Linked DNA regions of Homo sapiens: region 1 is linked to region 2. The links are chromatin loops, found by intact Hi-C in ENCODE. Cell type or tissue: PC-9. All regions are shown on one strand. Links, peaks and the distances in the headings refer to the core of each region. The heading gives the core; the rest is flanking DNA.

The links. Hi-C counts contacts between places; a loop is a spot of excess contacts. Peaks named below come from ENCODE experiments on the same cell type or tissue, not always from the same donor. Only the 100,000 strongest peaks of a DNase experiment are listed, where the experiment ranks them.
Region 1: it touches region 2 in a loop (5-fold over the local background); 3 of 110 quality-filtered maps call a loop at or near these places.

What each region holds. Positions count from the first base shown.
Region 1 is chr3:184,286,633-184,292,007 of GRCh38, reverse strand. It overlaps EEF1AKMT4-ECE2 (EEF1AKMT4-ECE2 readthrough), which reads right to left. Exons shown (of 19, transcript NM_014693.4): 11 at 4,061-4,171; 12 at 2,473-2,571; 13 at 2,290-2,367; 14 at 1,650-1,753; 15 at 1,341-1,451; 16 at 1,148-1,215; 17 at 778-968; 18 at 569-664. It overlaps ECE2 (endothelin converting enzyme 2), which reads right to left. Exons shown (of 19, transcript NM_001100121.2): 11 at 4,061-4,171; 12 at 2,473-2,571; 13 at 2,290-2,367; 14 at 1,650-1,753; 15 at 1,341-1,451; 16 at 1,148-1,215; 17 at 778-968; 18 at 569-664. Among named protein-coding and RNA genes, the nearest start is that of PSMD2, 9.9 kb to the left of the region's middle. In PC-9, for the core only: CTCF peaks have their summits at 2,225 (motif pointing left) and 2,428 (motif pointing right); a DNase peak (open chromatin) is centred at 2,377.
Region 2 is chr3:183,467,091-183,472,465 of GRCh38, reverse strand. No RefSeq gene overlaps it. Among named protein-coding and RNA genes, the nearest start is that of SNORA63E, 16 kb to the right of the region's middle. In PC-9, for the core only: CTCF peaks have their summits at 2,724 and 2,930; a DNase peak (open chromatin) is centred at 3,055; H3K4me3 peaks cover 399 bases.

The DNA.
Region 1 (5,375 bases), core at 313-5,312, 820 kb before region 2:
TAGAGTCAGCTACAGCCATCCCAGGGGCACAAACCACCACCGCTGCAGCCCCTCCCAAGTTCCTTCCAAAACTGCCCTGGACATCGGGTTGCCCAGCATGGACATGACGAGGGGAAAAAGCGGAGCCCCAGAAGCTGCCTGCTGTGGCTGCCCAGCGGAGGCTCTGCCTGGGTCCTTGCTCTGCCACTTACTCTATTCCTGGGCAGCCCTGGACAGGCCACTCTGCGTCCCGAGCTTTCGTTTCCTGCATGTCTCCCTCACAGGAACAGCGTGAGGATGAACGTTTGCCCCCTTCGCCACCCTGTGCCCCGCAAGCACGACAACCTTGCCCTTTGAACTATGCGAAATCCTACCAAGGCATTCTCCCGCTCAGGCCTCTTCAGGCTGCCTTTGTGGGCCCTGGCTGGCCGGAGGCTCTGGGCATGGGCCTTCCCAGCCCACCTTTCATGCCCCAGCCTCAGCCCCATTCACCAGCCCGTTTGACACGTGCCCCAGAGTTCTCCTAATGACATACTCAGGAGGGAGCAGGACAAAGGGGCAGACCCCAGGCCTTCCGAGAGGGTGATACCTGGGCAAATCCCACGAAGAAGAGCTGGTGGTTGGTGAGCCCCACGGCTGGCAGTTGCTGCTCCTCCCCATGCTTTCTCAGCCATGCTTTGTAAGCCTGGGGACAGAACAGTGGGCAACAAGCCCATCCAGGCCTGCCCCCACCCACCCGGCACCTTTCACCCCAGGCCAGCAGGCCTCAGCCGCTGGAGGGCTGGTCAGGCCACTCACATTGTAGGCAGCCTTCAGCCCCCCGTTGTCAGCAATGTTCTCCCCCAGCGTCTGGCGGCCGTTGAGCCTCTCCCCATTGACCTGGTATTGATTGTACTGTTCCTCCATGCAGGCCGTGTGGTTCCGGAAGGCTGCCAGGGACTCATTCTGCCACCAGGGCCGCAGGTTCCCTTCTTTGTCATACTCGCGCCCTGAGGAGAACTCACCTTTGCACCCCACCAAAACCAGAGCTCGTCTCTTGGGGGCAGCAGTGCCCCCACCAGCCCTGGTCCACAGACTTCAGGGCCCTTGGGGCTACATCAATGTCCCAAGGCCTTGCAGGAGCCACTGGGAATTCTAGGCTAGAGGGGACGACTCCATGGGCCCCTACCTTGGTCATCAAAGGCATGCGTCAACTCATGGCCCATGACCACACCGATGCCACCGAAGTTCAGGGCCCTGGTGGGTGAGGAATAGCAAGTGAGGACATGGCGGGGGTACTTCTGAATCCCACCTCCAGCCCTGCTCCCAGCTCAACCACAGGCCCAGGCCCCAGCACCCAGCCCCTCCTGCTTCAGACACACTTGGGGTGGTTGCGGGCATAGAAGGGGGCCTGCAGGATGCCAGCGGGGAAGACGATCTCATTCTTAGTTGGAAGGTAGTAGGCATTCACTGTCTGGGGGGTCATGCTCCACCTGGCGGAGGAAGAGTGAGGGGCTGAGGCTCCCGACTCTCCTGACACTGCTCCCCTCCCAACAGCCCTGCCCTACCTCCTGCAAGGGTATGGGGCCGCCGGTCTGGGACCAGTCTTGCCACCCTTTTCCCCCATCCCAGGAACCTTCCCCCACCTCTCCTGCCACCCCTAGTGTCTATGTCCACCCCGTCATTCTCACTGGTCTCGGCTGGGAGGCTTGCGGAGCTGGTCAGCCATAACCTTGGCAGAGAAGTTGTACAAATTCAACATGTTTTGGAAGAAAGAATCTTCAGAAATTTCGTACTGTGGGAAAGGTGGGAAGTAGAAAGAGAGCAAGAGAATCCATTGGAGAAGATAATAGCGCCAGTTTGGCTACTCATTAGTATCTCTCCAAACCTCAGTTTCCTCAACTGTAAAATATCTAGTAAACCATAATTGGCAATATTTAAAGGCCATTTATGTTATGGGTGCTGTTTTTTTACATACTGTATTCATTTATCTCACAACAACCCTATGAGGAAGGCACTAGTAGGACCCCCATTTTACAGAAAATGAAACCAAGGCCTAGAGAGATTTTGTTAAGGTTACAAAGTTAGAGGTAGAAACAGAATTTGATTAGGCTTGACTCCAAATCTTGGCTCGTTAGCACTATATTTCACTGCTGTTTGGCCTGCAGCCTGTCACAGAGCCAACATTTTAACAATGCTGGTTACCTCCATCTGCCTCTAAAAGAAACCGACAAGCACCTCTTTCCCAGTGCTTGAGCCCCAATTTCTAAGCCCAGGGAACAGTGCCCTCTACAGGGCTGAAGTTCAGTACTGATGAGCGTAGGTACTCACCCCGTCATAAACATCATCCAGCTCTTTGGGCTCCAGGATAAAGTCTGGGAAACCAATCATATCATAGATGGCATCTGCCTGAAGAGACCAGGTTAAGGGTTTGTTTCCTTCCCCAGGTTCCTAGCAAAACTGTATCCTTGAACCCCACCTCAAGATGGCGCCCCAACCCTAGCCACCGCTCACTTTCTCCTTGGCTGCCTGGCGGGTCTTCTCATCCATCCAAACCAGCTGTCCCAGGGCCTCCTCAAATGCGGTCCGGATTTCGCTGATCATCCCCTCTGCCTGGGAGGGAGGAGGTAAAGTCAGCCTTCCCCTGCACTGAATGCATCCCTGCCCCACCCATCCACCCTTGGTGCCCCATCCCTGTCCACCCAGGGGAAATGGGAACGTCTAGACTAAAGAAATACGGCTGAGCACCTGGAGACGATGAGAAGGAAACACCATTTGTAAAGGTACTGGGATTGTGGCTGGCTTTTTTCTTAATTAAGTACACATTTTAATTGACAATAAGTTCATCAAATTATATTATAATTTAATATAGTGCAATGATTTTTTTTTTTTTTTGAGACAGAGTCTGGCTGTGTTACCTAGGATGGAGTGCAGTGGCGCAATCTCGGCTCACTGCAACCTCCGCCTCCCGAGTTCAAGCGATTCTCCTGCCTCAGCCTCCCAAGTAGCTAGGATTACAGGCTCCCGCCATCATGCCCGGGTAATTTTTGTATTTTTAGTAGAGCTGGGGTTTCACCATCTTGGCCAGGTTGGTCTTGAACTCCTGACCACGTGATCCACCCGCCTCAGCCTCCCAAAGTGCTGGGATTACAAGCGTGAACCACCACGCCCAGCCTAGTGCAATGATTTTTATCTGATTATGAAAAGAGGACATTCACAGAAAATTTGGAAAATTGAGAATTGAAGAACAGACCAGTTATAAAGCACTCATTCATAGATAAGTTCTTTTAACATTTTGATTACCCACTTCTAGAGTTTTTCCCTCCCCTGATATGCATATAAAATATGGAATTATGTTGTATAGGGTATATATTTTTTGTAACCTACTTTTTTTGCTGAAAGATATATCAGCCATTTAAGGATCCTCACAACCCATCCTAACCACAATTTATTTTTCCTTTACCCTATAGTTGGACATTTAACCTGTTCTCATTTTCTGCTATTATAAACAACATTGCCATAAAAACCATAAACATCCTTACAGGTAATACTTTAAGCACATCCATTATCATATCCTAATAAATAAATATTTCTTCTAGTTATATAGTTAAACATAAACACATAGACAACTTTAAAGGACTCTTATAATCCCACTGCCCAAAGCAGCACTACTTCATTTGTTCATCAATTTACATCCAGTTGTTTTTCTTTTCTTTTCTTTTTTTTTTTTTTTTTTTTTTGAGACAGAGTTTTGCTCTGTCGCCCAGGCTGGAGTGCACTGGCGCGATCTCGGCTCACTGCAACCTCCGCCTCCTGGGTTCAAGTGATTCTCCTGCCTCAGCCTCCCAAGTAGCTGGGATTACAGACACCCGCCACCACGCCCGGCTAATTTTTTGTATTTTTAGTAGAGACCAGGTTTCACCATGTTGGCCAGGCTGGTCTCGAACTCCTGACCCCATGATTCACCCGCCTTGGCCTCCCAAAGTGCTGGGATTACCGGCGTGAGCCACCGCGCCTGGCTCCCGTTGTTTTTCTATATGTCTGCACATACATGAACAGTCAATTTTGAGGGCATAGTGTTGAAAGAATCTTGTAGACTCACAATTTCTTTGCTTTGCCGGTCAAACGTGGCCTTCACGAAGAGGGACCCCAAAGCAAAGCCAAGGGCGTCATCCGTGTTGGAGATGCAGGTCTGCCACCTCGGCACACAGGACTGTTAAAGGACAAAGAGCCAGGACCCTAGAGATGGCTGTGTCCTCCAGTCAGAGGGCCTTTCTCTGTCACTGGGGCTAGCAGCCCTTCTCAGCTCTGGACAAGAGTCCTGGGTTTGCTCAGTGCCACATCTGTCTTTTTTTGAGACAGGGTCTTGCTCTGTCACCCAGGCTGGAGTATAGTGGTGCAATCACTGCTCACTGCAACCTCTGTCCCCTGGGCTCAAGCGATCCTCCCACCTCAGCCTCTCGAATAGCTGGGACCCCAGGCACATGCCACCACACCCAGCTATTTTCTTTTGTAATTTTAGTACAGAAGGGGTCTCACCATGTTTCCCAGGCTGGTCTTGAACTCCTGAGCTCAAGTGATCTGCCCGCTTTGGCCTCCCAAAGTGCTGGGATTAAAGGCATGAGCCACCGTGCCCGGCCCACAACTAATTTTATATCCAGTCAGTCCCCCATGCAAGAAACCTGGGAGTCACTCAGCTTCCTCCATCTCCCTAACCCCCCACATTCAGTCTATCAGCAGTTTCTACTACTTTGACTTCTTTTTTTTTTTTTTTGAGATGGAGTCTCACTCTGTCACCCAGACTGGAGTGCAGTGGTGCGATCTCAGCTCACTGCAAGCTCCACCTCCCGGGTTCACGCCATTCTCCTGCCTCAGCCTCCCGAGTAGCTGAGACTAAAGGCGCCCGCCACCACGCCCGGCTAAATTTTTTGTCTTTTCAGTAGAGACGGGGTTTCACCGTGTTAGCCAGGATGGTCTTGAACTCCTTACTTCAAGTGATCCGCCCACCTTGACCTCCCAAAGTGCTGGGATTACAGGCATGAGCTACGGCGCCCTGCCTGCTTTGATTTCTTAATCATCTTTCCCATCCACTCAAGTGGACGGGGAAAATGATTACCACTTCCCTGACCTATAACACTATCATCTTGAACTCCTGAGCTCAAGCACTCCACCCACCTCAGCCTCCCAAAATGCTGATTACAGGCACGAGCCACCACACTCAGTCTGCAATTGCCTTTTTTTTTTTTTTTTTTTAAACAGAGTTTTGCTCTTGTAGCCCAGGCTGGAGTGCAATGACGCAGTCTCAGGTCACTGCAACCTCCAGGTTTAAGTGATTCTCCTGCTTCAGCCTCCCGAGTAGCTGGGATTACAGTTGCTTGCCACCACGCCCAGCTAATTTTTTGTATTTTTAGTAGAGA
Region 2 (5,375 bases), core at 256-5,255:
AGCTTTTACTCATGGTGGAAGGTGAAGCGGGAGCAGGCACTTCACGTGGCCAGAGCAGGAGCAAGAGAGTGTGGGAAGGGAGGGGCCACACACTTTTAAACGACCAGATCTCACGAGAACCCACTCACCATCGTGAGGACAGCACCAAACCATTCATGAGGGATCTGCCCCATGATCCAAACACCTCCCACCAGGCCCCACCTCCAGCCCTGGGGATTGCAATTCAACATGAGATTTGGCAGGAACAAATATCCAAATTATGTCAACATGAAAATAAGTAACCCGAAAAAGGAGAACTTTGTTTCCTAAGTGGGCAAGAAAAACCAGGCCGGGCGCGGGGGCTCACGCCTGTAATCCCAGCACTTTGGGAGGTCTAGGAGGGTGGATCACGAGGTCAGGAGATCGAGATCATCCTGACTAACACGCCGAAACCCCGTCTCTACTAAAAATACAAAAAATTAGCCGGGCGCGGTGGCGGGTGCCTGTAGTCCCAGCTACTCGGGAGGCTGAGGCAGGAGAATGGCGTGAACCCGGGAGGCGGAGCTTGCAGTGAGCCGAGATCGCGCCACTGCACTCCAGTCTGGGTGACAGAGCGAGACTCCGTCTCAAAAAAAAAAAAAAGAAAGAAAGAAAAAAAAGAAAAAACATGGACAAAAATTATATTTAGAAAAGGAAGCAGATGTTAGCAAAACAATTGTGTCTCAAGAATAAATACTCAGGGCCAATTAAGAAAAGCAAATGTTTGACTTCTCTGAGACCTACTTTATATTTCAGCCTTTTTAATGAGTTTTGACTTCTGCATAATCAGATTAGTTACTGGGAATTTTAAAATGACTTTTAGTGTAACTCCTTTAGAATTTGATAACACTCTATAATCTCTGTGTTATCAGTTTCCCGAGTGAAGATTCAGGGCTCATCTTTGCCTGTTTGTTCACTTGGCATTTCCCTGCTTTTATTTTTTCATGCTATTGAACAGAAATCTACACCCATGTTTAACTTGTGAGGAAAGATATAACAGTTTATATCTTTCAGCAATAGGTGGGGATCTTGTTGAATTTAGACAGTAGGTCTTACGTTGCCAGCAGTGAGAGAGAATAAAATAATTCAGATTTTCCCTCTGTCCCATACCTATGCTCAGTTGGAATTTAAAGTCTTTGAACTAATGTTAAATCAAGAACTAATTCTAATACAAATGCTCTGTGCGTGTGTGTGTGTGTGTGTGTGTGTGTGTCTAGAGGGACAATAGCTCCAAATGGCCCCTAATCTTTGCCCATGACTTGAGGTAAAGTTTCCTGGCTCAAGTCACAGCCACCAAACACTCCAAGACAGCTACTGAGTAGAATTTTATATTTTCTGTTCAAACAAATTGGAAGCTCTCAAATTGAATTAACAAATGATACAAAAACTGAGAGAAAATATCATTTTCTACACTTAAAATGTGGGTTATAAGTGCAAACTTTAGGTTGTTCCCTTCTTACTTAGGTGGACAGGATAAATCACTACTACTAAATGGTAACCATTTATGCTTCCCAGTGTCATTTACTACAATGGATTTACTAAGAAAAATCTGTGAAGTTGAAATTACAAGCTTTTCAGTAAATACTGAGTGATTTGTGATTTTTAAAAACATGTCAGTATGGCTCTTGGACTAGTTTTAGCAGGAGCATATTTGTTTAAAAAGGAATAGATCACAACAAACTAAAGAAAAAAATAATTAAAATGTAGAAATTGATGTAACAGAGAATTTACAGGTAGTTTTATCTTTCTTTTCTTTTTCTTTTTTTTTTGAGGTGGAGTCTCACTCTGTTGCCTAGGCTAGAGTGCAGTAGTGTGATCTCGGCTCACTGCAACCTCCGCCTCCCAGGTTCAAGCAATCCTCCTGCCTCAGCCTCCTGAGTGGCTGGGATTACAGGCACCCTCCACCATGCCCAGCTAATTTTTAGTAGAGGCAGTGTTTTGCCACGTTGGCCAAGCTGGTCTTGAACTCCTGACCTCAGGTGATATGACCATGACTTTTAAGCCTGATTCAGTTTCATCTTTAATACTGATGTGACTCATGGAGCATTCTGAATATCAGATTGATTTTTAATTAGAACGCCAGTCCCATTTCCTAATTCATATGAGCCTGTTCAGACTAGAACAAGAGACCTAAAATTTGAGTGTATTTTCCATAAAGAAGACAGAGAAGGCTGGGTGCGGTGACTCACACCTGTAATCCCAGCACTTTGGGGGGCCAAGGCGGGCAGATCACAAGGTTAGGAGTTTGAGACCAGCCTGGCCAATATGGTGAAACCTCATCTCTGCTAAAAATATAAAAATTAGCCAGTCATGGTGGCAGGTGCCTGTAGTCCCAGCTACTCAGGAGGCTGAGGCAGGAGAATCACTTGAACCCAGGAAGTGGAGGGTGCAGTGAGCCAAGATTGCACCACTGCACTCCAGCCTGGGTGACAGAGCGAGAATCCATCTCCAAAAAAAAAAAAAAAAGAAGACAGAAACATTCAGAAGAGCAGGTTTCATTATTTCCTCAACAAAGAGAGAAAACTGGAATCAGAATGGAATGATTAAATGAATTAATTTTTTTCTGATAGTCATAGAATATCCCCTGATTACAGTACACTAGTTTTTCTTTTGAATAGTGTTACCTACTTACATGAACTTTGGGGGTTATTTATTTATTTATTTATTTGAGACGGAGTCTTGCTCTGTCACCCAGGCTGGAGCATAGTGGTGTGATCTTAGCTCAGTGCAACCTCTGCCTCCCGGGTTCAAGTGATTCTCCTGCCTCAGCCTCCCGAGTAGCTGGCATTACAGGCGCCCGCCACCACGCTTGGCTAATTTTTGTATTTTTAGTAGAGATGGGGTTTCACCATGGGGTTTATTTTTGTTTTGGCAATGATCAAGCGTTAGGATCACTTTACAGTTGGATAGAACTTTGGATCCCCCTATTGGTGTTCTCTTCAAATTGCAGGTTTCCACTAAATGGTTCACGGAATTGTGAGTCACCAACAGAATTGAAAAAACGAAGCAGGAAAATATGTATCACCTATAGCAAGAGTAAATATTGTTTGGTGCAACTTTGTTTCGGTTATATATCTATGAATGCACAATCAAGAGCACCTTTAAGTCAGAAACCTTCAGTATCCAGGAAGCTACAGTAAGCAGGTGGAGACCAGGGTGTGCCCAGTGAGGCCACAGGGTTCCCAGGAAACCCTTCCCAGTACATGAACAGTCCCAATTTTAAGCAACGGGCGTGGAAAGTTGGGGAAAATGTATAAATCCATATGGCAGCCCCTCCCCCATAGGCCTGAAAGCAACACTGGTTTTTTTTGTTTGTTTTGTTTTGTTTTGTTTTTGAGACAGAGTTTCACTCTCGTTCCCCAGGCTGGAGTGCAATGGTACGATCTTGGCTCACTGCAACCTCTGCCTCCTGGGTTCAAGCGATTCTCCTGCCTCAGCCTCCCAAGTAGCTGGAATTACAGGCATGTGCCACCATGCCCGGCTAATTGTTTTGTATTTTTAGTAGAGACTGGGTTTCGCCATGTTGGCCAGGCTGGTTTCAAACTCCTGACCTCAGATGATCCACCCGCCTTGGACTCCCAAAGTGCTAGGATTACAGGCGTGAGCCACCGTGCCTGGCCGCAACACTGTTTTTAGTGGTGAATAGATACAGCATAGATTAACTGCTTTCCAGAGTTGCTATGGTCTTTTTTTCCCTCCTGGTTATTGATGTCGGCCATTAGGGTTGGCAGTTTACAATAATTGATTTGTGCATTACTCTAAGTAATTTGAGCATTACTCTGAGTGATGCCATCCATGTGTGCATTACTCTAAGTGATGCAACTTAAACTCATGACCTAAGTGCATGATAAGTGTGAGTGTCAACAGCTCATCTTTGATTTGGCCTGTGGATTCTCTATTGTGTTTAGTATTGAGATAGTGCTAGTTTAATTTTAACACAGTGAGTAATGTGATCATATTTTCTAAGAGTTCAGGAAATGAAACTGAGAAGGATTACAATACCAAAGCTAGCATGATATAAACATCATCATAAAAGAAAGTTAAATGACTGTTATTTTAATGATGGATGGAAGGACTGTTTTCTACACTGTATCAAGCAGTACATCAAATTGCAGCAGCAACAACAACAAAATAAGGATAAGGAAGGTAAATAAACAAGACAGTACATTCTGCACACTAGACAGAAAAGCATTTGGGATTAAGAGCGGTGAAGAAGGGGATGGGAAAGCATATATGAAGACTGAATCTCACATGTCTGAGCTCAGACAGGCAAGTCCTTCTAAATCAATCAAAAATTTCATCCCCTCCCAAAGACACTTACCAGTTGAAAATAGCAGCTGCTAAATAAGTTTGGGCAGAACACGTGAATGACCATATATTATCATTTCTTTGATTGCTTTGTGAGACCCAATAAAATCACATTCAGATGACTGATTCAGGTTCCAACTAAAATCTCCCAAGGGTGAGCAAAAGGGATTTTTTTTTTTTGACAGGGTTTTGCTCTGTTACCAGGCTAGAGTGCACTGGCATGATCATAGCTCATCACAGCCTCCATCCTGGGTTCAAGTGATCCTCCTGCCTTAGCCTCCCCAGTCGCTAGGACTATAGGTATGTGCCTCCATACTTGGCTCATTTTAAAATTTTTAGTAGTGATTCATCACTTGCTATGTTGCCCCGGCTAATCTTGAACTCCTGGCCTTAAGCGATTCTTCTGCCTTGGCCTTCCAAAGTGGTGGACTTACAGGCATGAGTTACCACACCCAGGCCAGAGGAAAATTTTGATAATGGATATATTGGCCCCTTACAGTGGAGAACTGCCATCTGTCAGATATTACTACAGGGGTTTTCTACACTGTATCAAGCAGTATATCAAATTGCAGCAGCAACAAAAAAATGTTCTCCCTCGTTTGTAGGTACTTGGTTTGAAAAATGCAGTTTGAAATTATCTTCTTTATTTCTGTGAAAATTTTCATAAAATGGGAGAAAACAAAAATTGTTGCTATCTTATCCAAATAAATACCAACTGGACTTTGACTGTCTCTGCATATATTTGGCAGATAGTACATATAATTTTGGCAAACTCGATTCTGTTTATGAACTTCTTAACAGAATGCAAAGATCTTACCTGCGAAAAATCCTGCATATCCTGTATACATAACACTGTTAAAAAGGGGTGTGATTTGGGAGGCCGAGGCAGGTGGATCATGAGGTCAAGCGATCGAGACCATCCTGGCCAACATGGTGAAACCCTGTCTCTACTAAAATTACAGAAATTAGCTCGGTGTGGTGGTGCATGCCTGTAGTTCCAGCTACTCGGGAGGCTGAGGCAGGAGAATTGCTTGAACCTGGGAGGCGGA